2 separate regions of the Homo sapiens genome follow, and region 1 is linked to region 2. Evidence: read pairs that join two places in POLR2A ChIA-PET (ENCODE). Cell type or tissue: OCI-LY7. All regions are shown on one strand. Links, peaks and the distances in the headings refer to the core of each region. The heading gives the core; the rest is flanking DNA. Region 1 overlaps STK31 (serine/threonine kinase 31). Region 2 overlaps IGF2BP3 (insulin like growth factor 2 mRNA binding protein 3).

The links. Peaks named below come from ENCODE experiments on the same cell type or tissue, not always from the same donor. Only the 100,000 strongest peaks of a DNase experiment are listed, where the experiment ranks them.
Region 1: POLR2A ChIA-PET joins it to region 2 with 6 read pairs; 2 of 35 experiments call an interaction of 5 or more read pairs at or near these places.

Annotation. Positions count from the first base shown.
Region 1 is chr7:23,720,814-23,737,489 of GRCh38, forward strand. It overlaps STK31 (serine/threonine kinase 31), which reads left to right. Exons shown (of 24, transcript NM_031414.5): 5 at 6,428-6,502; 6 at 8,278-8,436; 7 at 14,725-15,083; 8 at 16,091-16,265. It also overlaps the pseudogene PCMTD1P3. Among named protein-coding and RNA genes, the nearest start is that of STK31, 19 kb to the left of the region's middle. RefSeq lists enhancers at 2,723-3,250, 3,251-3,778. In OCI-LY7, for the core only: no CTCF peak of the experiment used is centred there; no DNase peak of the experiment used is centred there.
Region 2 is chr7:23,363,590-23,380,265 of GRCh38, forward strand. The region is part of intron 3 of IGF2BP3 (insulin like growth factor 2 mRNA binding protein 3); the gene reads right to left. Among named protein-coding and RNA genes, the nearest start is that of SNORD65C, 25 kb to the right of the region's middle. In OCI-LY7, for the core only: a CTCF peak has its summit at 6,006; DNase peaks (open chromatin) are centred at 4,962, 5,762, 9,782, 10,292 and 2 weaker places; H3K4me3 peaks cover 4,611 bases; H3K27ac peaks cover 6,205 bases.

The sequences.
Region 1 (16,676 bases), core at 4,650-12,649, 360 kb after region 2:
ATTACCCCGGAATATATGTACAGCATCCCAGCAACAGTGACTGCAACAAAAGTAAGGTAAATAGGTCTACAAAGCATTTGATTTCCTTATTAGAGAAAGTTTTTATAGAGGAAATGCAAACAACTGCAATTCAGATCACATTATATAAGCTTGATGATTATTTAAACCTTATATAAAATTAAATCTAACCCTTACCACTACAAATCTGTAAGGAATCAGAAAAGGATTTATAGTACACAAGTCTTGATTACTGTTTCATTCCACTTTGATATCACTCTGAGCTAAAACAGCATTCTTCCAAGATTTAAAGAAAAATAGATTTTATAAAAGGGATTCTTTTACATTATTATTGTTACTGACAGAAACAAGTTTTGCTTTTTTCCACTATAATTCGCTCTGATGAAAGAAATAATTCTCTCTCTTAACTCCTAACAAACGCTACATTTTCAAGACTAAGGGAATTACTGGTGGCATTCTTTCTCCTTGATCTAAACTATTTGTCTCTAAAATATGTCAAGTAAGCTTTTAAAGATTCAGGAAGGGGCAGCGTTGTGATTTTTTTCTCAGTAAATTTTGAGGTGGCTCCTCTGGCTTCATTGCTTCACTGTGATCTTTTTCTTCCTCTTCTTTGTTATCTTCCATTTTTTCATCCTCCTCTCTGTCCAGAGGCTGAGGAATAAGCTGATTACCCACAAATATGTATGTGTTAGTTCTCTGTTTAACTCTCTTTTTTTTTTTCCTTTTGGGTGGAGCCCTTTGCGGAATCCCCTTGGCCTGCATCTCATCATTTATGAAATTTCTAAGTGTGCGTCGAATGTAAATACAAGCCAAGCCCTGTGGATTCCTGACAGCACAGGGAGGGAGTCCCACAGAATCTGGTTTACCATTATCATTCTTACTTGGCTGCACAAGTGGAGCAAATGACACAATAAGGATATTTTTCCTTTCCCAAGTGTTTTGTCCAGTTCTGCGTTAACTGATCCTCTACAGGCATGATCCTCTACATTCATTTGATCTTCAATCAGTGATACCCTTTCTTCCACTTGATCAAATCAGCTACTGAAGCTTGTGCATGCGTCACGTAGTTCTCGTGCCATGGTTCTCAGCTCCATCAGGTCATTAAGGACTTCTCTACACTGTTTATTCTAGTTAGCCATTCGTCTAATTTTTTTCAAGGTTTTTAGCTTCTTTGCAGTGGGTTTGAACATCCTCCTTTAGCTTGGAGAAGTTTGTTATTACCAATCGTCTGAAGCCTTCTTCTCTCAACTCATCAAAGTCATTCTCCATCCAGCTTTGTTCCGTTGCTGGCGAGGAGCTGCGTTCTTTTGGAGAAGAGGCGCTCTGATTTTTAGAATTTTCGGCTTTTCTGCTTTGGTCTCTCCCCATCTTTGTGGTTTTATCTACTTTTTGTCTTTGATGATGGTGACGTACAGATGGGGTTTTGGTGTGGATGTCCTTTCTGTTTGTTAGTTTTCCTTCTAACAGTCAGGACCTTCACGTCCTCAGCTGCAGGTCTGTTGGAGTTTGCTGGAGGTCCACTCCAGACCCTGTTTGCCTGGGTATCACCAGCGGAGGCTGCAGAACAGCAAATATTGCGGAATGGCAGATGTTGCTGCCTGATCGTTCTTCTGGAAGCTTCGTCTCAGAGGGGCACCCGGCTGTATGAGGTGTCAGTCTGCCCCTACTGGGGGGTGCCTCCCAGTTAGGCTACTCGGGGGTCAGGGACCCACTTGAGGATACAGTCTGTCTGTTCTCAGATCTCAAAGTCTATGCTGGGAGAACCACTACTCTCTTCAAAGCTGTCAGACAGGGACGTTTAAGTCTGCAGAAGTTTCTGCTGCCTTTTGTTCAGCTATGCCCTGCCTCCAGAGGTGGAGTCTACAGAGGCAGGCAGGCCTCCTTGAGCTGTGGTGGGCCCCACCCAGTTCAAGCTTCCCGGTGGCTTTGTTTACCTACTCAAGCCTCAGCAGTGGCGGACGCCCCTCCCCCAGCCTCGCCGCCGCCTTGCAGTTCATCTGAGACTGCTGTGCTAGCAGTGAGCGAGGCTCCGTGGGCATGGGACCCTCGGAGCCAGGCGTGGGATATAATCTCCTCGTGTGCTGTTGGCTAAGGCTATTGGAAAAGTGCAGTATTAGGGTGAGAGTGTCCCGAATTTCCCGGTACCATCTGTCATGGCTTCCCTTTGCTAGGAAAGGGAATTCTCTGACCCCTTGCACTTCCTGGGTGAGGCGATACCTGCCCTGCTCCGTGGGCTGCACCCACTGTCTGACAAGCCCCAGTGAGATGAACCCGGTACCTCAGTTGGAAATGCAGAAATCACCCGTCTTCTGCGTCGCTCACACTGGGAGCTTCAGACTGGAGCTGTTCCTATTCGGCCATCTTGGAACCTCTCTCTCCTCTTTTCTTTATAAATCTTGATTTTACTTTTATTTGCTGAAACAGTCTAATGCCAATTCTCCTTTCTATATTAATGGAGAATGAGCATGCAGATAAGTGTCTCTATATGATTCCTTGACAGATTTCTTTCAGAGACTATGTCTATAAAAATTAGCCCATCTGAGACCCATCATTGGAGCCAACTCATTCCTCAATTTTTAAAATTTTTTTTATGGGGGGATTACAGGTGTGAGCCACTGTGCCTGACCTATGACTGTGTTTAATATTGTTATAAATTAAGACATACTCCTTTTCTTCTATTGAATATAAAATTAATTACCTTATCAAAAATTTAAACAAGTGTCAGTAATTAAGTGATTAATCAGCTACTTCTGATTGTTCATAAATGGATTATACTTTGTCAGTTTTCCTTAGTGATCTAAATGGTTCTCTCCCTCTGCCACCATGTAGAAGGGTCATAGGCTATGAATAGTGGAGTTGTGGGAGGAGAAGATTGGGCCCAGGCACAATGAGAGTGAATATATAGTTTTCACTATGTCATGAGAACAGATAAGTCTATCTGGGATAGATTTACATGTTTTGGTGGTTGTATTACACTAACAGAGCCACGAACTTCAGATTCTTCACTTTGTTGAGTACTGTTATACCTAGGCGAGTTAGAGAAACGCCACACTCTGAGACGAATTAAGAGTCCTTTATTTAAGCTGGCGGCCAAAGAGACGGCTAATGCTCAAAATTCTCTCGGCCCGGAGGAAGGGGCTTGATTAACTTTCATACCTTGGTTTAGGAAGGGGAGGGGAACTCAAATGCAGTAATTCTACAGAAGTAAAAACATGCAAGAATCAAAAGAAGCAAATGGTTACAGAGAGATAAACAATTTAAAAGACAAATGGTTACAAAAAGCAAGGTACCAGGTGCAGGGCTCTAAATCCTTCATTATAATTAGATATAAATGCTATGCCGGACAGGAACTCAAGGCTTTATGTTGTTATCTCTTTGAAAAAAATCCTGGGAACTTCATACATTGTTTGTGCCAGTACCTTATCAGTTAATTGGGCTCCTTTGAAATGCTGAGGATCTGCTTACACAGGTCAACTCCTTGCGGAAGGAGGTTGGGTAAGGAGCCCTTAGTGTCTTGTAAATTAAGGGGTCAATTGGAGTTTGTCCGGCTTTCCCAGCTAGAGAGAGTCTTACTTGAGAAGCAAGGCTAGGTGATTAAAGAGACAAACAGGACAAAATTTAAAGTAGCGAGTTAGAGTAAAAACAAGGTTAGGCATTACAGTACCAGCTCTATTCTTGGACACAAGTGTTCCCAGCCCTGCCTCACCTGGTTTGCAATAAACCATTGCATATCTGTCGCTTACCTTATACCAAATTATTAATCATATTGTGATGTTATTACAAAGCCTTAATTAAAGATGATGCAGTCTTTTGCAGGGATTGAAATTGGTTAGGACTGTTGATTGTCAGCTATTTTTGCTACTTACCCCTGTCTTCTTACCAGGGTTGAGAGAGAGTACCGTACTATTACTGCTCTCTCTTGCCCTTTAGTTGTTTAATGTTAGCTGAAGAAACCGGAGTTAATTATGAATTGAATACACTTATCCTTTGTAGCTTTTGAATTGTTATTTATTTATTTGTTTGTCTGAATTTATGTGTTCTTTATTGTTTTGGTGAATAGGTTTGGTGTTTAGGTTTCATAAAATAAATCTGTGGATTTGTCCTAGTTCAGAGTGATACATTGAAATTAATTTTATAATCCATAACTTAAAGCAGTATTCTTCAGCCATTTTTCTCATTATTCCCTCCTAAGGAGCATTTTTAGACCTGTTTTCTCCCTAATGGCCTAATGGGCCTTCTCCCCTTCAGATATTTTAATACTACAGATATACAGTATATAATAACTATGTTATCAGTAGGGTTGAACTTTGGAGGGCTACAGACCATTGTAGTGTTTAAGATTTCCAACTCTCCATAAGGACCACTTTTATTCCCCTTAGGGATATTGCCCCAGTTGAGAATGTATGATTTAAAGCTGTTAAGGCCAGGCATGGGGGCTCATGCCCGTAATCCCAGCACTTTGGGAGGCCGAGGCAGGAGGATTGGTTGAGGCCAGGAGTTCAAAACCAGTCTTGGGCAACATAGTGAGACCCTGTTTCTACAAAAAAAAAAAAAAAAAAAAAAAAAGCTAGGTATGGTATGTGTGCCTGTAACCCCAGATATTTGGGAGGCTGAAGCGGGAGGATTGTGTGAGCCCAGAAGTTTGAGGCTACAGTGAGCTATGATCATGCCACTGCACTCCAGCCTGGACAACAGAGTAAAACCTTATCTCAAAAAAAGTAGTTATCAGCCTGCAGTGATTTTTGTATCCTTCCCAATCCAATCATGGCTTACTTCATTTTTGTTACTGTAAAGAAATACCTGAGACTGGGTAATTTATAAAGAAAAGAGGTTTATTTGGCTCATGGTTCTGTAGGCTGTACAAAAAGCATAACTCCAACATAGTATAGTTGAGAGTTAGACTTAAGTGGCATGTACTTCGCATGTTTATGTTTTAAAAAAATTATACCAATTATGTCTTCAGACATTAAAATAGTATGATTTTAAGTGTTTGATGCCTGTGTCTTCTAAAAAAAGTCTTTTTGCTTTTTATACAACTCTAACAAGGGACTCAGGGTGCTTCCACAAATATTAGAAGGTGAAGAGGAGCCAGTGTCTGTAGATTACATGGTGAGAGAGGAAGCAAAGGGAGGAAGAGGTGCCAGGCTCTTTTCAACAACCAGTTCTCTTAGGAACTATGAGTGAAAACTCATTCACTTCCACGAGAATGGCACCAAGCCGTTTTTAGGGATCTGCCTCTACTATCCAATCACCTCCTACCAGGCCCCCCTCCAACATTGGGAATCAGATTTTAACATGAGATTTGGTGGATGATATCCAAATGATATCCATCTAAATCATAGACACCTTCAGGAGACATTTGACAGTGTTTGGAGACGTTTTTGCTTGTCACAACTGGAAGTGGTGCTACTGGCATCTAGTGTCTAGAGGCCAGAAGGGATGTTGGTAAATATCTTACAATGCACAGGACAGAGGACAGCCCCACTCTGCCACTCAACACAGACTCATCTGGTCCCAAGTGCCAGTAGTGCTAAGGCTACTTTGAAGTTCGAGAAAATGAAAGCCAGCCTGGGCAACATGGTGAGACCTTGCCTCTACAAAAAAAAAAAAAAAAAAAAAAAAAAAATACAAAACTTAGCCCAGGCGTGGTGGTGCGTGCCCATGTTCCCAGCTACCGTGGGGACTGAGGTGGGAGGATCACTTGAGCTTGGAGAGGTTGAGTCAGCAGAGAGCCATGACTGCTGCACTGCACTCCAGGCCTGGCGACAGAATGAGACCCTGTCTCAAAAAAAAAAAAAGAAAAGAAAATGATTGAAAGTACATAAATTTTCTCTTTATTCTTTTATTAAACATCATTCAATTGAGATATAAAATAAAGTACAGTATTAAAGATATTATCTAATTTAGTTTTATCTACTTAATAGGACTAATGTCCTTATACGTAAAGTAAAAAGTATGAAATCTTTCTTGCTTGGTAGGAAATATGAATTCCACTATAGTTGAGAGTTAGACTTACGTGGCATGTACTTGCCATGTTTATGTTAAAAAAAATTGTACCAATTATCGCCTCAGATATTATAATAGTGTGATTTTAAGTGTTTGATGCTTGTGCCTTAAAAAATTTTTTTTTTTGCTTTTTATACCCCTCCCTCCTCATTTTGGAGATGCAGAATAGCATAATGAACTCTGAAGTCAGAAGTTTGAATCTTGGTTCTGCAGTTTACTAGTTTATGTCTTTGGATACATAGTGGCATAAACAAAGTACCTGCCTGATAGGATTGTGAGAATTAAATGAGTTATATATAAAGTACTTATTGACATATAGGAAGAGCTTAAATGCTAACCTTTATTCTGATCTGTTCACCATGCTTTAAATGCCAAGTAATTTTGCTTTCTTTTCTCTTTGTAGATTTATGGTGGATTATTTTCTGAAGATCAGTGTTGGTACAGATGCAAAGTACTGAAAATCATCAGCGTTGAAAAGGCAGGAAATTAAGTGTTCAGTTTTTTTTTGCTTTAAGAAATATTTATTGTGGTTCAAAAATTTGATGCTTATTTAGCCCTTCATTGCTTATTCGTAGTACTGATACCTGGTTCAGTGATTAAAACACAGAAGAAATTAATTGCTAAAAAACATGTTGTTTTATAATCACCTCAGATTATTCAAGAATAGATTATATAATATGTAGGTTATTTTTGGTGACTAGTTATTTTTACCTCAGTTCTTTTTTTTTTTTTTTTTTTTTTTTGAGATGGAGTCTTTCTGTGTCGCCCAGGCTGGAGTGCAGTGGTACGATCTTGGCTCACTGCAAACTCTGCCTCCTAGGTTCAAGCTATTCTCCTGCCTCAGCCTCCCAAGTAGCTGGGATTACAGGCGCCCACCAACACACTGGCTAATTTTTGTATTTTTAGTAGAGACGGGGTTTCACCATGTTTGTCAGGCTGGTCGAACTTCTGACCTCAGGTGATCCGTCCGCCTCAGCCTCCGAAAGTGCTGGGATTACAGGAGTGAGCCACTGTGCCCAGCCTGCCTCAGATCTTAATAATTATATTTGGTTCTTGAGTAACTTTTAAATGTTCATTTTATTAAGCTTTATAAGTAGGAGAAGAACATTTTGATTGATTCTTCTGAAGTTAGGTATATCTTTTATTTAGTTGATGTGAATATTGTTAATAATAATGATTGGCTTGCCACTTTCTTATGCCTGGGTTAAATGTGGTGAGTTTTCTTTGTGTTAAGCTTTTTTTTTTTTTTTTTTTTTTTTTTTTGACATTGTGAATTTGTGGAGGATTTTTAAGAGGATTTAGGGAGACAGAATTCTGAATAGCTGTTTGGTGACAGTTGCATATTGCAGGCTGGGTGAAAGCACCTCTGTAAGATTTCCTTTGGTGTTTTTTCTACACCTCCTTTCTGTACTTAAATTATAATATGTATGTTTTTACTGAACCAGGGAAAGTGGTTCAGGATAAAAGAGAAAAAGTTAAAAATATGTATGTTTCAGAAATATTTTCTTTGGTGTGATAAGATGCTAAGATGTGACAATTTGATTAATATTCTGAATAGCTTGGTTTAAAAAAATTTCATTTTTTGCTGTCATAGAAAATGGTTTATTTTAGTGGAATGGAACTTTCTAATTGACCTTTCTCCCATAATTTGACAACTGGAGATGATATTTTACATATGTTTTTCAGTTGGCTTTAATTTTTTAAATTAAAGGGCAGCATGATGTTTGACCTTGTAATAACTATTTTTCTTTTTTACTTTTTAAACAGATGTAGAGCTGGAGGTAAGGGTGGTGAATCTGATTAGTTTACATGGTCTACCTGGAGTGAGTTTAATTGTGTCAAAGGAAGTTTGATAACTTTGCCTTTCTTTTCAGATTTTATTCTTTCCAACTTGAAATTGAATTGAATGTTGATTGATTTTAACATTAGGAGAAACAGGAGAGGGCTGTAAGCTTCATAGGCTGATGTTTATTTAAAATATCAATTGTCTAAAAACAAAAAGCACCCTAATGAGAAATGGTACTGTTGGAATTTAACTAGTAACAAGTAAAGAAATCACTGTAATTTCATGGACTGTGGATTTTTTTTTTATTTTGAAGATATTAGAAATCTGTTTCTGAATGTATTTTGTCATTTTGAGGTAAGAATGCTATTTTGATATACAGGTCATTAACAGAGAGCAGCAAATTGGTGGTTTCTTTGGAAACATTTAATCTGGGGTCAGTATTCGTATTTGTCTCTTATTTTTTCCAGTGTCTGGTGAGGTACATTGACTATGGAAATACTGAAATTCTAAATCGATCTGATATAGTTGAAATTCCTTTGGAGCTGCAGTTTTCTAGTGTTGCCAAAAAGTATAAACTTTGGGGACTACACATTCCTTCTGATCAAGAAGTTACCCAGTTTGATCAGGCAAGTCACGTATTTTAAATATTTTTGCTAATGAAAGTAAAACTATGTGCTTGAAACAAAATGTAGGTATAGTTAAATCTTACTTTAATATAAAAGTCTGTATAAATTAGTGAAAAATAGGAATTATAATTAGAAAGCAATTATATATTTATGCTCATCTTTGCTAGGTAAACATTGAACAGATAAGAATGACATACACATATATAATATATGTAAATAGTTTCCTTCTGATGTAAATGTTTAAAAGGATAGTCTCTTTTTGTTTTTTTTTTTTTTTTTGAGACAGAGTCTGACTCTGTTGCCCAGGCTGGAGTGCAGTAGCGTGATCTCGGCTCACTGCAACCTCTGCCTCCCAGGTTCAAGCAATTCTTCTGCCTCAGCCTCCCGAATAGCTGGATTACAGGCCTGTGCCACCATGTCCAGCTAATTTTTGTATTTTTGGTAGAGTTGGGGTTTTACCATGTTGGCCAGGCTGGTCTCGAACTCCTGACCCCAGGTGATCCACCCACCTTGGCCTTCCAAAGTGCTGGGATTACAAGCATGAGCCACTGCGCCCAGCCAAGGATAGTCTCTTATATGATGGAGAAAATAATGAATACAGTTATTTCTATAATTGTTTTGGGAAAGTATTTATTAAATAAAAGTGATCTTTACCTAGTCCTGGCCATAAATACCACAAATTTGAAATTAATGGGGTTATAATTAATCAGATTGTATTATTTTGGCAGAGGCTCATACTGTTTGATGTAATAATTGGCAGTGGATGTTTTGCTTATGTGGATTCTAGTTTATATTACTTTCCATTGAATTTTGGGTTGGTAACCTAATTCTGGAAGACGTTCGATAATTTCAGGGGTAGTCTTACAGGAATTCTACCTCTTTTAAAATCTGTTATACAAAGATGATTCTTTTGGTAAATGGTAATGCTGGTGAGAGATATTACATTGGAAAGTAATCAGATTTGTAATTCTTATTTATAATAGCAGCTCAAGTAGCTCATGTGGAAAACAGTTTAATCATTGTAAGCATTATAAAGAAATTAATTAAAATTGCCTCTATTTTTCTTTGAGAATCTTGTAGGTGTGTTGGGTATAGTTTTGTCTGCTATGTAGTTACTTATAAAAAACATTTCTGTACATGAAACTCAGGCTTTCATAAACATGAAATATAGATATTATAAAATTACACCCCAAGTTTCTGGTTTAAAATCTAAAGTTTGTTACTTTCTTCTTTAATATAAATGCTTTGACCAAGGTTGGGGAGGCTTGTTTTGGATTTCTTGCATGCATAAAACTCTAAAATCTTGTTTACGGACCTTAGAATATTATCTGCTCTCACTTTGTTTTACATATAGGGAAATTGTAGTCTAGAATAATTAAATGACTTCAAGTCGTGAAGCTAACTAGGGAAGAGCTAGGCCTAGAACTCAAGTCTGTTGTTCTTTTCATAGTAAAATGCACAGATTTGTGTTGATTGAAACACACATGAATCAAGGGGGAAAAAGACATTAAAAAAAGTTAATTTTAGAACTGAATTAATAAACTGCAGCTGAGAATGTTTTTGTATGTTTCAAAGATTCTTTATATATGGTACTGTATATAAACATTTATATATATATATATATATATATTTTTTTTTTTTTTTTTTGGTTGGGGGTTGAAGTCTTGCTCTGTTGCCCAGGCTGGAGTGCAATGGCATGATCTCGGCTCACTGCAACCTCCGCCTCTTGGGTTCAAGCGATTCTCCTGCCTCAGTCTCCTGATAGCTGGAATTACAGGCACCCGCCACCACGCATGGCTAATTTTTGTATTTTTAGTAGAGGTGGGGTTTCACCATGTTGGCCAGGCTGGTCTTGAACTCCTGACTTCAAGAGATCCCCCTGTCTCTGCCTTCCAAAGTGCTGGGATTACAGGCATGAGCCACCCGGCTAAACATTTGTATTTGGATGCTTAGTTCAGTAAAAAGATCATTGATTAGAGTTAAGCTAATTGGCACACAATGTTTTCTGGAAAAAAATGAGCTATTCTTGAATAGCTCTGCTTAGAAAGTCCGTGTTTAGTTATTAATTCTCAGCCCAAAGCTCAACTCTAATCTTCTATATGAAGTCTTTGCTAATACCCACTTACCCGGTCCTCTGTGGTGTTTTAGTCACTCCGTATATAAAGCCTATAAAGTTGTAATTTTTTCCTCCCCTACAAGCTTAGTGAGTTTGGTAGAGATAAGTATTCACTTTTCTGTGCCTAATTTCCCTGCCAGGTAGGTGTTAGATGAGCATTAGTTTATCTAACATTTGAATAAATAGATGAACAGCAGGGATTCAGTAACAACACAAATACCTCCTTCCTTCCCCTTTTCCAGAAGGTGTCCTGGGCACTGAAATTCCTTCACATTTTTTTAACTAACACTTTCACGCTATGCTGCAGCACAGTCAGAATTGATGCTCAGAATGGTAGTTTGCTGAAGATCGAGAGAATATTACATTACTAGTCCTACATGCCTGACTTTAAAAATTATATGTAGGGTAAGGGAATGAGAGCTAGAGCTTGGAATTTGTGTTTAACAATTTAAAGGCCTTTTAGCTTGTTTTCTAATATATACAGGCAGAATTCAGAGGAATAAAGTAGAAAGCAAGTGATCCTTTCTTGTTTCTGAATGAAGCTTACCAGTTTGGAAAACAGAATGAAATATATTTCTAAAAAGTGACATTCATCTTTTTTAATGATTGAAAGCCTTATGTTCTAAACCAGTGACCAGATTTATTTTAAAAAGTTAAGTTTTGTCCAGTGCGGTGGCTCATGCCTGTAAGCCCAGCACTTTCGGAGGCTGAAGTGGGTGGATGGCTTGAGTCCAGGAGTTTGAGACCAGCTTGGGCAACATGGGAAAACCCTGTCTGTATAAAAAATACAAAAAAATTAGCTGGGCATGGTGGCGCATGCCTGTAGTCCCCGCTACTCAGGAGGCTGAGGTGGGAGGATTGCTTGAGCTTGAGGGGTCAAGGCTGTGAGACCCTGTCTGAAAAAAAAAAGATAAAAGTTAAGTTTTATACCTTTTAAATGCCTAAATATATTTTTTAAGTGCAGGTATATATCTCCAGCTCATAAGGGTTAGTGGAAAATATATTTCTTATGATAAAAATTAAATGTTTATATGTATTATATATAAAGAGAAAACATACATATTTTTGGTATAGTATTAAAACACCCATGTATCATATACTCTGTCATTCTTTTTGTTAGTTGGAACTGAGGAAGACTCAGATTTTATTTCAAGTTCAGGGTTCTGTGTTTATGATTATATATGATTCAGGGAGAATCTGTTTGAACCACTTCATACTAATTGTGATTGGTGACTGTAACTAAAATGAATTTGAATTCAGAGAGAAATCTAAAATTAGATTTCTGCATAAAAATTCTATGCAAGGAGTAATGGACCTTTAGAACATTCAGCTTTAGGTAATTGAAACTTTTGTAGACAATAGGTTATTTCCATTTGAATTCACGTATTGCCCAAAGACAGGGTTTCTTGAAATATTAATAATTCCACATATACCAGCAATAATTTTCAAAGACTTCCTAGGGGCAGAAGTTGTTCTTGAATTTTAGATAGACTTTTGATAATAAGAGTTGAAAGCAAGGGTTTTTATGTGAAAGAGGTTAACTGGAAAACTACATCTAATTGATTAAAATCCTAACATATATTTCAGTTAGTTATATTTTGAGGTTGTTAGCTTTGCCTGCTTGATCCCATTTGATTGGTGATAACTTCTGGACTGTATTTGTTATTTATACTGATATAATTGATATAATATATTGATATAATATATTGAATTCTTGGTGAATTCAAACCTCTTGATATAATGTGTGTATTTCTGAATTTTATGCCTTGGAAAATTTATAAAACCTGTGTTTTTGTTAACCTAAAGTATTATAGGAATTTTATGCCTTGAAAAATTTATAAAACCTGTGTGTTTGTTAACCTAAAGTATTTTCGTGTTTTGTGGATTTAAAAAATTATTTTTTCAGCTAGGCACAGGGTGTGTGCCTGTAATCACAGCTACTTAGGAGGCTGAAGTGGGAGGATTGCTTGGGCCCAGGAGTTCAAGACCAGCTTGAGCAAACATAGCAAGACCCCATCTAAAAAATTCTTTTTTTTTTTTTTTTTGGGTAGTGATAGTTGGTGATTCTTGAGCATATGTAGTTTGAGTCTCCTTCTCTGCCCCTTCAGATGCATCCTTGTAGGCCCAGGTATCCTCAACCTGTTGTTAAAATAAATGTGTCAGCTGGGTGCGGTGTCTCACGCCTGTAATCCCAGCTCTTTGGGAGACTGAGGTGGGCGGATCACGAGGTCAGGAGATCGAGACCATCCTGGCTAACATGGTGAAACCCCATCTCTACTACAAAATACAAAAAATTAGCTGGTCATGGTGGTGGGTGCCTGTAGTCCCAGCTACTTGGGAGGCTGAGGCAGGAGAATGGTGTGAACCTGGGAGATGGAGCTTGCAGTGAGCCGAGATAGCGCCACTGCACTCCCACCTGGGCGACAAAGCCAGACTCCATTCAAAAAATAAAAAAATAAAAAAAAAATGTGTCCCAATGAAATAATTTTTTTTGTAATCCTATGTATTTCATACATTTAAAAACATTCTGAGAAAAAGTCCAAAGATTTCACCTGACTGATAAAGGAGCCCCATGGCCACAAAAAGGTTAAGAATTCCTACATCGGTCTCAATTTTACCCTCTATACTACTGTGTAGTTGAAGAGAAAATAGTTCTTAAAAATGTTATTTAGTTTCTTGGACCTTGACTTCCCCACACCCCCTATTTCTTTTAAAAATGTGACCGGTTTGTATTTTGTGGTTTTTAGTGTGTTTTTACACTCTTGTTTGTCTGATTATTACGGGTATGATGTCCTGTTCGGTTTGCTTTGTTTGCATAAACTATATTGTTTTTTGTATTTATAGAGTGGGAATGTAGCTAAAAATACAGCTCCACCTTCTAAGAGAGATACGTTTCATCAGATGATGTCCCTATTTCAAGGAAGTTGTGAACCAGTAAATTTGAGCTGTACCTACCCATTTTGTGTTTTAAGTTTATGCTTTATATATTCCGAAAAAGAATACTTACTTTTAATTTCCTTTATAGTACGCACAGGGTGAAATTCAGGAAAATAACCTAGAGAAATTTGGGAAGAGCAGTTAGATTGTGTCAAAGTAATTTTAGTAATTACAGTTTTATGGAGGAGTAGATAAGTTCTTATTAAAATTAAGTCTCAATATGTTCCAATCCCAAATATGTTTTAGGTGTATCTTTGCTTAGTTCTATTGATAGATATTCAGTAGCTCAAAGTTAGCAAGCACCTAATTTCTCATATGCCAGTTGTACAGTTGTAGCCCTCTTAAGCAAAAGTCTATTTAAGAGAGTTTTGAATGTAGAAGGCCAGGCGAGGTGGCTCACCCCTGTAATCCCAGCACTTTGGGAGGCCGAGGTGGGCGGATCACTTGAGGTTAGGAGTTTGAGACCAGCTCAACTGACACGGTGAAACCCCATCTCTACTAAAAATAGAAAAATTAGGCAGGTGTGGTGGTGTGTGCCAGTAGTCCCGGTTACTGGGGAGGCTGAGGCAGGAGAATCGCTTGAACCGGGGAGGCAGAGGTTGCAATGAGCCGAGATTGTGCCACTGCACTCCAGCCTGTGCGACAGAGTGAGATTCTGTCTCAAAAAAGAAGAAAAACAAAGTTTTGAATATGTATTTGTGACACCTCACATTTTATAATTTCAGTTTGTTGATTTTTAAAGAATTTGTTCGTATTTTGTGCTTTCGGTTTGTGGCTTTTTTTGCTTCTGCTCGTCTTACTTTAAAACCAGAGTTCCTGACTCTGCCTCTAAAACTTTCAAAGTTTTGTAAAATCGAGTACCTTTTCTAGATATCAGAGATTCATTTTTATGCGCTATTGCTTTTCAGGAGACCATTATATTTAGTTGGGGCCAAAGTAATCAATGTAATCTGCTGGGTTAAAAAAAACTATTCTAGGATATTTACTTAGTATACATTTTTAGATTTATAAAGGTGGCTGCCTGTACAAGTATTTAGCTCTACTTGATTTTAGCAAGTGTGTAATTGGAATACATTCATATACGTGGAGATGCATATTTGCATATTATAGCCAACAGCAAAGTAATATAGAGATTTTAGAATGAAGAAATATGATGCTTGGAAAAAATGGGTAGGAACAAAATAAGGGAAGAGAAACATGTTGGTGTAGCTGGTTTATGTTTTCTTCTTTCTTAGGGCACAACCTTTTTGGGGAGCTTGATTTTTGAAAAGGAAATAAAAATGAGAATTAAAGCAACCTCTGAAGATGGAACAGTTATTGCTCAGGCTGAGTATGGCAGTGTGGATATAGGGGAAGAGGTGCTTAAGAAAGGATTTGCAGAGAAATGCAGACTTGCTTCCAGAACTGACATCTGTGAGGAAAAAAAATTGGATCCTGGTCAACTTGTTCTCAGGAACCTCAAAAGCCCCATTCCTTTGTGGGGGCATAGATCAAACCAGTCAACCTTCAGCAGGCCCAAGGGGCACTTAAGTGAGAAAATGACTCTTGACTTGAAGGATGAAAATGATGCAGGCAATCTTATAACATTTCCAAAGTAAGAATTTAGTCTTCACTAATTTCTAATTGATGGTAGAGGTCCCTGTCATAGTAGAATAGAAGTTAAGGCTTATGCTTTTGGAATCCTTTACTGTGTCAGTGATTTTAAGGGCTGATGCTGATATTTCTGTTTTTCTCAAATGTATTCCTCTCTGCTTTAGCAGGGATATTTTCATTAAAAGCTATTTTGAAAGAAAAATAACTCCTGAATTATTTTAAAGTTTACATACCAACTTTTCATGCCAACTATTTGGAATACACTTATCAAAAATAAAAATCTGCTCCTAAATCTGAATTATTCAGGCAAAGTCAGAATTTCAGATAAGATTTGAAGTTCTTCCTATGGCTTTAGGAATATTTTAAAGAGTTTCAGGAAATTGCCTTTACTTTTTTAATAAAAGTGAGGCTCTTTCTTCTTCTTGTGAAAACTTGTGATGGAGTTTGATTATTCCGAATACTTTACTTTTTAGATAATTTTAAATTATCAACTTGAAGCAGAAATCCAGATTTGATATTTATATGTATCAAAACAGTCTTCTATATCATGGTCCAAGCCATGATGCTGTATCTTGGATGACATAGCTGTTTGATGGGATCTCATCAGTGCTTTAGGAGCTAAACTGTCAAATGGGGGTGGGAGGCGGTGGACGGGGGGATCACAGGGGATCACAGGACGGGGGGATCACGGGGGGGGGATCACAGGAGGGACTGGAAAAAAACTAATACAGAAATGCTTTTTACTTTGTTCTCTGTAGTTGATAGTGCTATGAAGAAGTTGGAATATTTTTTTTTGAGAATTAGAGGCATTATTGAATTACGACTTCAGTTATAAAATCTTGTTTGCATTAAATTATTTTTTAATATTATGAACTAGGTAAATATTTTAGTTTTCAAAATTAACTTTCAGATATATTGTGGCATAAAAGGACCAAGATAACTTAGATTTGTTTTCTGTGTCAGCCTTATACAGTTTGTTTGTCAAAATAAATGAATTTGTTTTTATAGGGAAAGTTTGGCTGTTGGTGACTTTAATTTAGGGTCTAACGTCAGCCTGGAAAAAATTAAGCAGGACCAGAAACTGATTGAAGAAAATGAAAAACTTAAAACAGAGAAGGACGCTCTTCTTGAAAGTTATAAGGCGTTAGAATTGAAAGTAGAGCAGATTGCCCAGGAGCTGCAGGTATGTTCAGTGGCTTAAGGTGAAGAGTGTCCAACTGGGAAATCTGTGTACTCATCTGCTGCTATTTATTTTTCTGTCACTTTCCTTTCCTTCCCCACCTCATTCTCTCCTTTGCTAATCCCTGTATTTGTTTATAGGTGAATTTTTTTTCATATACTCCAGACTAATCATCTTTGGATTTCATTGGATGTTTGCAAATTTAATAATTTCTCATTTACATTTCCCTTTATGTTCTAAAAACTTTTCAACTAAGGCAATTTTCAAACATTCTAAAAGGAGAGAGACTTGAATAATTAATTCTCATGTGCCCATCACCCAGTTTATACAATTATAACACATGGCCAATCTTTTTAAAAATTTACACTTCCTGGATTATTTTAGAAGAAGTCCCATTCATATTATTTCATAGTC
Region 2 (16,676 bases), core at 4,829-12,828:
GCCCTTTATTTTTATTTGGTAAATTTCCTTTGCATGAGGTAAATTTAATTTTTATTTGGTAAATTTCTTTTGCATGAGGTATACACACAGAAGCACATTAATCTTTGTCTCTGATTATAGCTATTCTTAAATCACAAAAAGACATTCAAATATTTCATGAGTGAAGTGAATACTTCATAGGAGGAAATCCTGGTATATCTTATAGGAAGAGTACTCTGTAAAAGTGCTTGTCTGTTTTATAGGTGAATTTGCCATGTGATGTTGATCACAGACACATTTTATAAACGCCAAAAATTAAGAAACCTCTCACGTTGCCATTCAAAGATAAAATATACAACACATAATTCCTTAAATTAAAAACAAGGGTGGCCGGGCACAGTGGCTCATGCCTGTAATCCCAGCACTTTGGGAAGCCATGGCGGGTGTATCACCTGAGGTCAGGAGTTCGAGACCAGCCTGGCCAACATGGCAAAACCTTGTCTCTATTAAAAATACAAAAATATTCGCAGGGCGCGGTGGCTCACGCCTGTAATCCCAGCACTTTGGGAGGCCGAGGCAGGTGGATCACGAGGTGAGGAGATCGAGAGCAGCCTCATCAACATGGTGAAGCCCCGTCTCTACTAAAAATAGAAAAATTAGTTGGGCACGGTGGTGCGCGCTTGTAGTCCCAGCTACTCAGGAGGCTGAGGCAGGAGAACTGCTTGAACCCAGGAGGCGGAGGTTGCAGTGGGCTGAGATCGTGCCACTGCAGTCTAGCCTGGGCAACAGAGCAAGACTCCATCTAAAAAAAAAAAGAAAAAACAACAAAATTAGCTGGGAGTGGTGGCGGGTGCCTGTAATACCAGCTACTTGGGAGGCCGAGGCAAGAGAATTACTTGAACCTGGGAGGTGGAGATTGCAGTGAGCTGAGAGCACGCCACTGCATTCCAGCCTGGGAAACAGAGCGAGACTTTGTGTCAAAAAAAAAAAAAAAAAAAAAAAAGCGGGAGGTTGGGGGGTGGGGGGTGGCGGTGCAGTGGGCAACCTACTTATTTTCTAAACAAAAATGAAATTTTTTCAATACGAAAAATGTTTTACTTCATACTTAAGTCAGAATTCTAACAAATTCATTCCACCTTCAGTAATGAAGTCAGGAGGAAAAGTATGTCTACCATTAAAATTTAGCTTTTAAATGAAAGCCACACTAATAATAATAGAGCTTTACAGCAACTTGGATGGAGGTGGGGGTAGCGGAGGGGTTCAGGGACTAGGAGGTAGTTGACAGTTTAATATGTTATTTAAAATATAGCTTTTAGGACCAGACACGGTGGCTCACTCCTGTAATCCAGCACTTTGGGAGGCCGAGGCAGGTGGATCACTAGAGGTCAGGAGTTTGAGACCAGCCTGGCCAACATGGTGAAACCCCATACCTACTAAACATACAAACATTAGCCTGCAGTGGTGGCGCATGCCTGTAATCCCAGCTACCCAGGAGGCTGAGGCAGGAGAATTGCTTGAACCTGGGAGGTGGAGGTGGCAGTGAGCAGAGATTGCACCACTGCACTCCAGCCTGGGCAAAAGAGCAAGATTCTGTCTCAAAATAAAATTTAGTTTTTAAATGAAAGCCACACTGATAGTAGAGCTTTATAGCAACTTGGATGGAGGCAGGGGTAGAGGAGGGGTTCAGGGAGTAGGAAGTAATTGCCAATTTAATAAGTTTAATTAAATAAACATCCTTCTTAATTCTTCTGAAAAGCAATTTGTTCAGTAATTAAGTATATTAGTCTCCACACAGATTACCTTATGCCACCTTAACTTTTATTACTCTTAGAGATAACACTACAAAAGTTAAACACCTGTGATCTATAAACAATACCGACTAAACCTACAATAATGTCAAGGCAACAAATGTTCTTCAAAAGCTACAGTGCCAAAGTGATAAATATTTATATACACACACATACAAATGATACAGGTAAATTTTTTAACTTAAAAAAAATCGGGGGACAATCCTTTCATGCTCTTCCTTTCCAAGTTAGGCCTGGTAGAATGGCTTCTACGAAGAAGGGTTGTGACAAGAAGGGCCGCTCTGCCACCAACAAGGTGATGACCTGAGAATGCATCATCATTTACAAGGGTATCCATGGAGTGGGCTTCAAGAAGACTGCCCCTGGGCATTCAAAGAGATCTGGAAATTTGTTATGAAGGAGATGTGTTCACTGACATGAGGCTCAACAAAGTTGTCTGGGCCAAAGGAATAAGGAACGTCCTATACCACAATCTGTGAACAGCTGTCCAGGAAATGTAATGAAAATGAAGATTCACCAAACGAGCTCCATATTTTGATTACCTATGTACCTGTTACCACTTTCAAAAATCTATAGTCAGTCAATGAGGATGAGAACTAGCCACCGATCATCAAATATGTTAAAGTTATAAAACCACACACACACACAAGTAGAAATATACATTAAAATTTTCACTGCATATATTCAAAACAAAATTGCCTGTATAGTTAAATATTCTATTCCTAAGAATAGATAAATGCTATTGGTTGTCAACTTCCGTGTAAATCTTTTTTTTTTTTTAGACAGAGTCTCACTCTATCACCCAGGCTGGAGTACAATGGTGCAATCTTGGCTCACTGCAACGTCTGCCTCCCAGGTTCAAGCGATTCTCCTGCCTCAGCCTCCCAAGTAGCTGGGATTACAGGCACACACCACTACACCCAGCTAATTTTCGTATTTTTAGTAGAGACGGGGTTTCACCATGTTGCCCAGGCTGGTCTCGAACTCCTGACCTCAAGTGATCCACCCACCTTGGTCTCCCATAGTGATGGGATTACAGGTGTGAGCCACCACACCTGGCCATGTAAAGTCTTTAGAAAGATAACTAGAAACTACAATCCTGTGCACTTTTTTTAAATGGTGAGTTTTATTGTCTGTGAATAATACTTCAACAAGCATGGCTTTAAAACAAAGTAAAAAAGAAAAAAAAAAAAAAACCACAAGCAAAAAAACCCCTCTAATCCTTAGAAGAAATAGGTGCAGAATCAATCTTGGTACCTAGCTGTGGAAAAAATTTAACAACACAACTTAGGAGATTTTACATAGCCCCATAGATGGATTTCAGTGGATCTTTGATGTCTTACTCAAAGTTTCATGTACAAGGCTTGGAAGTAATGACAACAGAATAGGGAAAGGGCTGTCAATAGCCTAATAAGATTCCCAAATCTCAAAAGGATTTCCAACCCCCAAATGACTTGAACTGTACTATAGTAATCCCATCAATCTTAAGGCAGGCCATTATTTGAATATGCTCTTTTATATCAAGGCCTATCAAATGGTATCATGCCACTCCAGCCCACTGAACTCTCAAAGAATAAATACAACTTACACTTGGTAAGTTCTCACATTTTGCTTTTTTTTTTTTTTTTTTTTTAAAGACAGAGTCTTACTGGAGTGCAGTGACATGATCTTGGCTCACTGCAACCTCCGCCTCCCAGGCTCAAGCCATTCTTGTGCCTCAGCTTCCTGAGTAGCTGGGATTACATGCATGTGCCACCACGCCTGGCTACTTTTTGTATTATAGTAGAGACAAAGTTTTGCCATGTTGGCCAGGCTAGTCCCGAATTCCTGAGCTCAAGTGATCTGCCTGCCTCAGCCTTCCCAAATGCTGGGATTATAAGTGTGAGCCACAGTGTCCGGCCGCATTTTGCTTAATTCTGCATTAAACAGGAAGATAAGACAGTGTTCCTGTTACCTGTCACATAAGCTACTTATGCACCTGTTTTTGTCTCCTAGATTCTTGTCCCCTCTCAGTACTGCTAATCATTCTATGTCAGCCACAAATACTTCTTTTAAACAGTCTTAAAGGCCAAAAAAAAAACCACGAAAAAAAACAAAAAGCTTTCCACTCTATATTTCCAACACTTTCACAAGTTCCCATACCTAAATAAAATCTTAAACCAGAAAGGAAACATTTCTCTATGCTTAGGTAAGTTTAAATTCCAACGACAGGGGAGGGAGGAAGGGGTATAAATGCAAAGTAAAGCCTCATAGAAAATGTCTTTCTAGAATTCCCCCGTTATGTATTTAGGACGTGAAACCCTCAAATGTTCAGCCTTTTTAAAAAAAAAAAGTTCATCCACGGCTGGGCGCGGTGGCTCACGCCTGTAATCCCAGCACTTTGGGTGGCCGAGGTGGGTGGATCACTTGAGGTCAGGAGTTTGAGACCAGCCGGGCCAACATGGTGAAACCCCATCTCTACTAAATATACAAAAATTAGCTGGACATGGTGGCACGCACCTGTAGTCCCAGCTACTCGGGAGGCTGAGGCAGAAGAATCCTTGAACCCGGGAGGCAGAGGTTGCAGTGAGCTGAGATTGCACCACTGCACTCCAGCCTGGGCAACAGATAGAGACTCCATCTATTTAAAAACAAAAAAAAACAAAAAAACAAAGTTCATTCAAATGTATAAACAGTACAGAAAGAATCACATGAAAAATGCAAAGATTATCACTTCCTGAATGTAATGGTACAAAATTAAGATCACTCATAATAGTCTGAAGTAGAAACAACCCGAATGAATGCTTACTGACTGATGAATGGAAACAAAATGTGGTATATTTGTACAATGGAATATTATTCAACCATAAAAGGGAGGTACTTATACATGCTGCAACAGACAGACCTTGAAAGTATTATGGTTACCTTGTTAGTATAGCGAAGACAGAAAGAGAGAAAGAGAGAGAGAAAGAAAAGAAAGAAAGAAAAAAAGAAAGAAAGAAAGAAAGAAAGAAAGAAAGAAAGAAAGAAAAGAAGGCATTATGCTAAATGAAAACAGTCACAAAAAACTACTTATTATATGATTTTTGTTTGTATGAAATGTCCAGAATAGGGAACTCTACGATAGACAGAAAGTAGATTAGTGGTTTCTATGGGCTGAGGAAAGTGAAAGTGGAGGGTGACAGTTAAATGTTTCTTTTTGAGGTGATGAAGGTGTCCTAAAAATGTGGTGATGGTTGCACGTATCTATTAACATACTAGGCCGGGCGCGGTGGCTCACACCTGTAATCCCAGCACTTTGGAAGGCCAAAGCGGGCGGATCACCTGAGGTCAGGAGTTTGAGACCAGCCTGACCAACATGGAGAAACCTCGCACCTACTAAAAATACAAAATTAGCCGGGCGTGGTCGCGCTTGCCTGTAATCCCAGCTACTCGGGACGCTGAGGCAGGAGAATCACTTGAACCCAGGAGGCAGAGGTTGTGGTGAGCTGAGATGGCGCCATTGCACTCCAGCCTGGGCCACGAGAGCAAAACTTTGTCTCAAAAAAAAAAGAAAAAAAAACTTAAAAAAAAATAATTGTACACTTTAAATGGTGAATTGCATAGTATGTGAATTATATCTCAATAAAGCTGTTAAAAAAATACTAAAAGCAACTTTACCAGGTAATGGCCTAGTTTTGCCTTTTAAACTCTGAAGTATTATTGATCACTTCTTGGCCTTTTGGCCAAGCATCATCCACAGAACCGGCCTAGTCTGGTTCAGCTTTGTGTGACAAAATGGTGATTTGTTCTTCAGTTGCCATGGATCCCCAGGTTGCAAGTTCTGTAACCTGAGCCTGTCCAGATGAACCACGCATGCAACCACAAGCAGAACCTAAGTGCCTGGACCGAGACAGGACCAAATTAAGAAGTGGACACCACATGACATGATCCATGATCCAATCAGATTGAGCCCTGGTGTCACCTCCTGGTATGATCCAGTCAGATCACACCTCCTGGCATCACATCATTGTAAGATTCAATCAGATCATACCTCATTACCCTCTGTCTATAAAATATGTCCCAGCCCCCAGCTGGGGGAGACAGATTTGAACCTGACTGTCTCCTTGCTTGACAGTCTTACCACGAACTTTTCTCTTTACAAAAGAACCTATGCTTTGGTGTTTGCTTTCCATTGCACATGGACAAACAGAACCAGTTTGGTTCAGTAACAGTATCATTGAAATACAGAATAAACTGCAAGAAATTTGATTCACTTTGACATTATGTATACACTCACTAAACTATCACCATCATGACAAGTTTCTTCATGCTTCTCTTCAATCTAGTAGCCTAGTTTATTGACACATATAGAGATCACTGCAATAAAGACAGTTTAAAAAACTGTCTTTGACCTGCAACGTGATCAGATTTTCTCAGCCACATACCAGATATATCCCCACCTCCCTCACAAAACTGGCTGTATTTTAGTTGATACCACTATGGGCGTGAGGTAGATAATTTATGTTCTGCAGATAAGCCTTCTGCTGACTGCTTATTCTGCATACCCACTGCTCAAGTCCCATCACTCCTGGGCTATCTGAACCAAGTCTGATTAGCATGCTTGCCTGTAGCCTAACACTCCATGACTATATCCTCCTGCCAGCAGTTACTACCCTTCTGTGGTTTCAAATTGCCAGTATAACTTGTCCAAACTTCAACATGGCATAAGAGGTTGTCAGTTACCTGGTACTACTTCTCTCTTCCATATATCCAACATACTTCCCACACCTATGCTCTAGTCACGCCCTCAAAACTGGGTAAAGTACCTCTCTCGTCATCTCCCTAATACCCATTCTTGGAAATGAAAGCAATGTCACTTTATAATCTCTTTCCTGATCTTTATTTTCCCACTAGACTAGTGATTATTAACCATAGTGATGTGATTGTCAGGTGTGTCACAGTAATCTAGTTTTCAGAGTCACACTGACTTCCATGCTTAAGCTGGCAGGTAATTTATCATACATACGATCTTAGATTCCAAATCTTTTTTATTTGACTGTTACATTTGCCTTATGTGTTTCAGAAGATGGAACAACAATGTCGGGCATTATAGTCTGTGTACCAATATATATCCTGAAAATCTCTCTGGAAATGGGTTACTCCTTCAATGTGGCTCTAACACAGAGCTGCACTATCCCATAAACCTCATAAGGGAAGGGGCCATGTCTTACCTTTGAACTCACTGCTCAGGATCTGTGATGAACAATAAAAGGTTAAAAAGGAGTCACACTATTTTTTTGTTCTACAGGGCAAAGGAAGCTAGTTCTAGGTTTTTTGGTTTTTTTGTTTTTTTTTTTTAAGACAGAGTCTTGCTCTGTCACCCAGGCTGGTGTGCAGCAGTGTGATCTCAGCTCACTGCAACCTCCACTTCCTGGGCTCAAGCCATTCTACCACCTCAGCCTCCCGAGAAGCTGGGATTACAGGCGTGTGCCACCACGCCCAGCTAATTTTTTGTATTTTTAGTAGAGACAGAGTTTTGCCATGTTGGCCAGGCTGGTCTCGAACTCCTGACCTCAAGTGATGTGCCCACCTCGGCCTCCCAAAATGCTGGGATTACAGGCGTGAGTCACTGCGCCCAGCCAGTTCTAGGTGTCTTTAAAAGTCCATAATAATATAAGCAAACAGGTATTTGTCAGGAATTTATACAAAAGATATAGAAGTGGAACAAGCATTACAAAAATCACAGTGAGATTAAAGTATTAATAAAATGCAAAGCGGGATATTTAATGCTTACTTGCCCCAACAAACACCTTGCCAACACACACACACACACACACACACCCTTCCAAGCACCAAAGCCAATGTCAGTCATTGGGGAGGGGTTTCTAGAAAGGAGTCACCTTGACTACTACTCATTGCAACAAGAGAGGCAAAAAGTCTCCACAGAATCACCCTTAGCGCTAGGGATATGGAGATGAAGGGAACATCCTTCAAACAGCTCAGCACAGTTTATACAAACAGGAACTACTTATCTGTCATGGGCAAGATCATCTCAGGAACTGTTCTTTTACATCTATTTGTGAGAAATGGCTATATTACAAAATGAAGAACAATCTGTATTGCAGGTTCCAAATAATCATTTCCAGTTAAATATTGATATATAATTCTAAAACAAAATAAAGAAATATCCACCTTAATGTATATTTCTCTAAAATGTTAGCACCGTAATTACTTGGATAACACTCAAACCATTCCTCACACTGGTGTGAAAATGACTGTCAAGTTAAGAAAGCCAGCACCACAGACCAGACCATTAATAAGATTGTAAACCATGCTGCATATCCCCTTTATCATCGAAAAGCCCCAGAGGGAAGCTCAGCCTCCATCATACCACACGGAGCAAAGCGTCCCAACTTTCTAGCCACTTTCAATGTTCACAAGTTAGATCCTCTAACATGGGGAGGAGATGATGCTTTAGGACTCCTAGGAGTCATGTGATCAGAGCCTCTGAGAGAGAACAGTCCAAGTTATCCGGCCACACTGGACTCTCTGAGAGAGAACAGTCCAACAATCCAGCCACACTGAAGTCACAGTGGAAAAACCGAATCCAGAGCTTAAGGGGCTTACGTTATGTTTCTCTTTGGCAATGCTGAGCTAGACTGATTTTTATTTTTAATTTATTTTTTATTTCAATAGGTTTTTGGAGAATAGGTGGTATTTGGTTACATGAATAAGTTTTTTTTTTTTCTTTTTTGAGATGGAGTCTCACTCTGTCACCCAGGCTGGAGTGCAGTGGCACGATCTTGGCTCACCGCAACCTCCGCCACCCGGGGTTCAAGCGATTCTTCTGCCTCAGCCTCCCAAGTAGCTGGGACTACAGGCACGTGCCTCCACCCCCGGCTGATTTTTGTATTTTTAGTAGAGATGGGGTTTCACTATGTTGGCCAGGCTGGCCTCAAACTCCTGACCTCGTGATCTGCCCCCCCTGGCCTCCCAAAGTGCTGGGATTACAGGTGTGAGCCACTGTGTCTGGCTTACGTGAATAAGTTCTTTAGTGGTGATTTCTGAGATTTTGGTGCACCCATCACCCAGGTAGTGTATACTGTACCCAACATGTACTCTTTTATACCTCACCCTCCTCCCACCCTTTCCGCCGAGTACCCAAAGTCCATTGTATCATTCTTATGCCTTCACATCCTCATAACTTAACTCCCACTTATGAGTGAGAGCATACGACGTTTGGTTTTTCCATTCCTGAGTTACTTCACTTAGAATAATACGGAACTAGACTGATTTTAAAAGCCGAGCAGAACAAGTCACACCCTACTATAAACTCTAAGAGATCCCTAACAAGTGCCCTGAAGGCCGTGTTCCACTCATCCTTTAAGGCCATTCTCTTCTCTCCAACCACACCAGCCTTCGTTCAGTCATGAATCAGGGCTGCTAACATTTGAGTGCTTTCTGGCAGCAGCATTGTCCCAAATGCTTTATCTACTTTAACTCAAATCCACACAATCCCATGAGGCAACATTATTCCATGTTATAGATGGGCAAGCTGCAGCACAGAAAAGTTCACAGTGTCAGAACTTGGACAGATAAATGCTGGAGAAATGATTCAAACTCCAGCTCACAGATTCCAGAGCCCATACTCTTAATCACTTGGTCTAATAAGTTGCCTCATTTCCCTATGCAATTTAAATAAAATATAAATACACCGACGGAAACCAGTTCAATCCTTACTCGGCCATTACCTGCACTAGAAAATCAAATCTGTCCATAGGCAGGTTAAGAGCTTTATTAACTCCCATGTATCCCCTTGCTCATGTTCCAAGTACTAAATACGATACTTCTATACATCTTAGTCAGAAGAAGGTACTAGCCAGCATTAACTTGTGCTACATTTTACTCACAGAAATGCTCATAAAAACATTCAAAATAGTTCAATGTTAGGTGGTTTTTGAACCACCTGCTTTCAAAACAGGGACTTCCCCCAACCCCTAGAAGAAACCACTGTCGCTTTGGTGGGGTCTCTCCAGGTGTTTTTAGAAGTGTGTGTGTCACACGAAAAGACGCTCTGCACCATTAGTCATTAGGGAAATGTAAATCAAAACCACAAGGAGATACCACTTCACCTCCATTAGAATGGCCATAATTTTTTAAAAAGAAGGAAAATATGATTCAAGGGGCATCATAAAAAGAAAAACAAAGGAAAATAATGAGTGTTGACACAGATGTGGAAAAATCAAAACCCTCATACATTGCTGGATAAAATGGTGCAGCTGCTATGAAAAACAGTACAGCAGTTCCTCAAAAAAAATTAAAAATAGACCTACCATATGATCCAGCAATTCCACTTCTGGGTATTGATATGGTTTGAACATTGTGTCTTCTTCGAATCTCATGCTGAAATGCGATCCCCAGTGTTGGGGATGGGGCCAGGTGGGAGGTGTTAGGGTCATGGGGGCAGACCCTTCATAAATGGCTTGGTGCCATCCTTGAGGTAACAAGTGATTTATTGCTCTGTGAGCTCACATGAGATCTGGTTGTTTTAAAAGAGGCTGGAACTTCCTTTTCTCTCTTGCTCCCTCTCATGCCATGTGACATGCCCACTCCCCTCTACCTTTCACCATGAGTAAATGCTTTCTGGGCCTTGCCAGAAGCTGAGCAGATGCTGGAGCCATGCTGGTATAGCCTGAGGAACTGTGAGCCAAATAAACCTATTTTCTTTACAAGGTACCCAGCCTCAGGTATTCCTTTACAGCAACACAAATGCACTAACCGAGTATACGTCCAAAAGAACTGAACACAGGGACTCAAAGAAGTACTTCTACACCCATGTTCATGGGAGCATTATTCAAAATAGCCAATAATTGAAAGGTGAAAGCAACCCAAGCATCCTCTGACTAATGAATGGATAAAACAAAACATGGTACATATAAACAGTCATCCCTCGGTATCTGTGAGGGATTGGTTTCAGCAACCCCCTACCTTGGATACCAAAATTCACAGATGCTCAAGTCCCTTATATAAAAATAGTATAGTAGAGGCTGGGCATGGTGGCTCAAATCCATAATCCCAGCTCTTTGGGAGGCCAAGTTATCACTTGAAGCAAGGGATCAATTGAGGCCAAGAGTTTGAGACCAGCCTGGGCAACATAGGAAAGACCCCATCTCTACAAAAATAAAAATAATTAGCCAGATGTGGTGGTGAGTGCCTGTACTCCCAGCTACTCGGGAGGCTGGGGTGGTAGGACTGCTTGAACCCAGAGTTAGGAGGATGCAGTGAGCTATGATGACGCCACTGCACTCCACCCTGGGTGACAGAGTGAGACTCTGTCTCCAATAGTGACGATGATGATGATGATAAATAAGTAAAAGTATAAAAAGAAAATGATTTGATATCGGGGGAAATTCACCCCCGATATTTCACATAGGTTCTTTTCTATATTCCCTAAGTGTCGGCCGGTCTGAGAAATAAAGGGACAGAGTACAAAAGAGAGAAATTTTAAAGCTAGGTGTCTGGGGGAGACATCACATGTCGGCAGGTTCCGTGATAAATGTCCATGAAATCTTCACAGTTTATGTTCTTCTGCCAAGGCTTCAGCCGGTCCCCCCGTTCAGGGTCCCTGACTTCCCGCAACAATTTTATATTATGTGAATTTCTCAATTTTTAAAAAGGTATGTGTATATGCTCATATATTCACATATATACCCAAAGAGCAATATTTGTTGAGTTTTAAATTTTCACACTAGAGTGTCAAATACTGTTTTAAACATTTTATATAATCCATCTTATTTATGCCTCAGAATGTAGCAATTATCCCCATTTCATATATGAATAAACTGAGGTCGATTTTAAGTAACTTGCTTAAGTATGACATTCCTTATCTTGCTACCCTCCCCCACCACCCCAATCTGTCATCTTGGTGATCCATCCGTGTTGGTAAATGCAAACCTTTGGAACTGCCACATGGAATTCAATAGGTGGGAGTCCCAGCTATTGATCTGCTATCTTTCTTTCATTCCACCCCCTTCAGGCATAGGGTCCCCCAACATGCCACACAGTCTGGGGGAGTCAAGCAAAGAACTAGGACAGCACTGACTGCCCAGGCCCCCTTCTAGGCTTTTCGCCGCTAAAACAAAATGCAAAGGCTAGAGAATCCTAGAAGCAAACACCAGTTTTAGTAACTAGCTTACTCCTTTAGCAGAAAGGCAGGAATACCACTCCAAACAGCTATAAATTACTAGAGAAAAAGGGAAAGACAGCAGTTCAGAACAAAGCCTGATTACAACTCCAAACATAATTCTGGTAAAATCACAGAATAAGAAGTGAATTTTCTAAATGAGGTGATAAATGTCCACGATTGTATGGTCTCCAAAAGCAGTAGCAGACCATCCCAGATGCTGGCATTTTACCCACTACCCCTATTTAAAGCTTAGTTTAAAAGTAAGAATAAAAGCAACTGGAGGAGGAGAAGAGGTAGATTCCAAAGTCAATAATGATAGGAATGTTTCCTACAAGAATTAGTCCTTCAGGTGTGCAGCAGTTATCCTTCTGGCTCTATGGGGCCTTATAATAAAATTCCTAAACTAGTTCAATAAAGGGAAAAAAGAAAACTCAATCTCTCACTACCGACTTATGCTATAGAATTGAATTTAGCATGAGCAGTTCTCAACATCCCATCAATAGGTGCAGTTAAGAATACCACACTACATGAAAACACATGATTTGGTAAAACTGACTTTAAAATACACAAATAATTTTGGGAAAACACAGCAGCTCCACTTGCAAAAGGGCAAAGGAATCACAGCTAACAGATGCTAACATCAACATACAGCACTAACAAGGGATCACTGGAAGAAGTCTTAAACTCTGCTGGGAGGAGTGTTACTTGAGATATTTCTCAAAATAAATTTAGCAATTAAAAAAAGCCTTGAGGCCAGGCGCGGTGGCTCACGCCTGTAATCCCAGCACTTTGAGAGGCCAAGGCAGGCGGATCACCTGAGGTCCGGAGTTTGGAGACCCTATCTCTACTAAAAATACAAAAATTAGCCGGGCATGGTGGCGGGCACCTGTAATCCCAGCTACTCGGGTGGCTGAGGCAGGAGAATGGCTTGAACCGGGAAAGCAAAACTTGCAGTGAGCCAAGATCACACCACTGCACTTTAGCCTGGGCAACAGAGTAAGGCTCCATCTCCCAAAGAAAAAAAAAAAAAAAAAAGAAAGAAAGAAAGAAAAAGCCTTGAGGCTGGGCACGGTGGCTCACACCTATAATCCCAACACTTTGGGAGGCCCGAGGCAGGCGGATCGCTTGAGTCCAGCAATTCAAGACCATTTTGGGCAACATGGCAAGACCCCATCTCTACAAAAAATACAAAAAATTACCTGGGAATGGTGGTGCATGCCTGTAGTCCCAGCTACACGACAGGCTGAGGCAGGAGGTTGGCTTGGCCCAGAAGGCGGAGGCTGCAATGAGCCAAGATCAGCGTGGGCAACACAGCGAAACCTGTCTCAAAGACCAAAATTAACTAACTAAATAAAAAAACCTTGAAAGATTGCTAATCTTTGACCTGCTAATTTTATTTCTGTTCAATTGTCACTAAAGAAATCAGCAGGAATGTGGGTGTAAATTCATCCACAGATATGTTCACAACTGTGGTAATGGTTAAACATGAGGAATGGTTAAGTAAATTACCAGTTACACATAGAACAGAAAAAACATCCATTATAAACTTAAGGAGTCCAATTACATAATGTTTATGACAAAATTTAAAAAAAAAACTGTGCTAAAAAGAAAAGAACAAAAAAATAAAACCTTTGTGCTTCAAAGAACACTATCAAGAAAGTGCAAAGACATAGATAATGGGAGAAAATATTTGCAAATCATATATCTGATAAGGGACTTACATCTAGCATATACAAAGAACTCTTAAAACTCAACACTAAAAGGCCAAATAACCCATTTTTTTATGCAGAGGAAGTGAATAGACATTTCCTCAAAGAAGATATACAGATGACTAATAAGCACATGAAACAATGCTCGACATCATTAGTCAGTAGGGTAACAGAAATCAAACTAAAGTGACTTATCGCTTCACACCCACTAGGATGGCTATAATTGAAAAGACAAATAATAACAAGTGTTTAGGCAAAGGATATAGGGAAACTGGAACCCTCAGACATCGTTGGTGGGAATGTAAAATGGTACAGCCTCTTTGGAAAACTGTCTGGTTGTTCTTCAAAAAGTTACCATATGATCTAGCAATTCCATTCCTGGGTATACACCCAAAAGAACTGAAAATCTATGTTTACACAAAAACATGTACACCAGTGTTCAGAGCAGCATCATTCAATGGAAACAACCTAAATGTCCATCAGCTGCTGGATGGATAAACAGTAAGTGGTATATTCACACAATAATTATTACCCAGCCATAAAAAGGAATGAAGTACCTACTAAAATCTGGCTGCACCTTGAAAATATTATGCTAAGTGAAGGAAGCCAGACATAAAAGGCCACATATATATGATTCCTTTTATATTAAATGTCCACAATAGGCAAAGCTAGAGACTCAGAAAGTAGATTAGTGGTTTCTAGGGCCTGGGAGGAGACTGGAAGATAGGAGGGGCAAGTGACTGTTAATGGCTATAGGGTTACTTTTGGGAGTAATTAAAATGTCTTAAGATTAGTGGTGATACTTCCAAACCTTTAGACTATACTAAAAACCACTGAATTGTATGCTTCAGAAAGGTGAATTTTATGACATCAAATATAGTTCGATTTTTAAAAAAATTAAAAATGTTTAAAACAGGATATAAAATTATACATGCAAGACCCAACGATGTTGAAAAATGCCTAATCATTAAACTGAACTATTAGTCACGGAATAATGTTGCCATTGGGAGAAAGACTTTTTCTTTTCACTTTTCAAGTTTTCTACAAGGAGTATATAATTTTAGAATCAGGAAGAAAATGAAAACAAATATCAAATCTGAATTACACTGGCCTTTAGATAGTTTTCAAAAAAAAAAAAATGCCAGGAAAATAGACATTTCTCTTCTTGGTTTTTTTTTGAGACAGAGTCTCGCTCTGTCTCCCAGGCTGGAGTGTAGTGGTATGATCTTGGCTCACTGTAACCTCTGCCTCCCAGGTTCAAGCAATTCTCCTGTTTCAGCCTCCTAAGTAGCTGGGATTATGGGCGTGCACCACCATGCCAGGCTAATTTTTGCTTGTTTTTTTTTTTTTTTTTTTTTTTGAGACAGAGTCTCGCTCTGTCGCCAGGCTGGAGTGCAGTGGCATGATCTTGGCTTACTGCCACCTCCGCCTCCCAGGTTCAAGCCATTCTCCTGCCTCAGCCTCCCGAGTAGCTGGGACTACAGGTGCACGCCACCATGCCCAGCTAATTTTTGTATTTTTAGTAGAGACGGGGTTTCACCATGTTGGCCAGGATGGTCTCAATCTCTTGACCTCGTGATTCACCCACCATGGCCTCCCAAAGTGCTGGGATTACAGGTGTGAGCCACCGTGCCTGGCCTTCTCTTCTATTCGTAAGGCTCCCCCGGAAGAGTACTGGAGAAACACAATTGAATGAGCAGAACCAAATGTATGAATTATTTGGAGACCAAGCAGAGGAAAAAAAGATGCTTACCACACCAACTCATTGTGGCATATTGAACACACTGCTAGGACAAGGTCAGAGTTCTATGGAAGAAAGCGGACTAGTGGAGTCCCTCCCTCCATTAGCATTTGTTTCCTATGATGGACATGTGTTTCATAATAAGTTCAGCTGCTTTTGAACAATGGGTGGACAAATTATCAGTGTTACAAATGTCTTTGAAATTTTTTCCTTTTGAAATTTATTGGTGGGGTGGAGCAGGTAGTTCTACAAGGCAAACCAAGGTTTCCCCACACCCACTGTTGCTCTGTCTCAGCTAGTGTGTATTCAAGATAAAGGCATTTTTTGATCCCAGCCATGTTCTCTTATATCTGCTGTAGTTAAAAAACTGCTTAAGTCCACAAGTACTGCTTTTGGTCCAGAATTCTATTAATCCAACTTTTCACTCAGATCCTACCCCTCAGATGTGATTCCACTTCATGTTGTTTAGAAAATATTTGGGTACCAATTTGGATAGCACCTATTGCGAATGAACTGGGACTAGAAGCAGGCATTCTCAAGTAATTTTAAAGGTTTTAATGAGTAACAGGGGTCCATTAATAATCAAGGAGAAGTTATGGTTAGCAGAAGACAGTTCAGTTAATGGCAAATCTTTTAGGAAATCAATTCTATAAAACAGTAAATTGCCCTCACAGAAGCTCTATTCACCAACCAAGTTCACCTGGAGTTTAAAGATACTACAAAACAAAATCTCAATTTTCTAGTCTTCAAACTGCTCCTCCCCATGTGCCTGCTTCTGTCCTCAACAGCAGGATTCCAGAGTTGTGTCTGCAACTCGCCACTCCCAGTCCATACTTGGTTTGGAACCTATATGCTCTTATAGCTTATATTTGGTCCCTACAAAATATACATCCATGCACTGGCTATACACGGGGCAATTCCATGCATCTCTTATTGTTAACGAGTGAAGTCTTACACAGGTGCACTTGAGAGGTCAAGCCATGGTCAGCTAACTGGTGAGAGGTCAGGGGATGCAGAGAATTTGAATGTCAACTTCTAAGATGGGTTGGGAAAGTCGTAACTTGGTAATGTCTTTAAATATAAAAAGGCTATTTCAAAATTAATGTTCAGCCGTGAATACAAAAGAATACCCACTGCACTGTGAATTTTGAGGTAAAAACCGTGGAGACTGCCCACTATGCCTCTTTTTTTTTTTTTTTTTTTTTTTTGAGATGGAGTCTCGCTCTGTTGCCCAGGCTGGAGAGCAGTGGCACGATCTCAGCTCACTGCAACCTCCGCCTCCCGGGTTCACG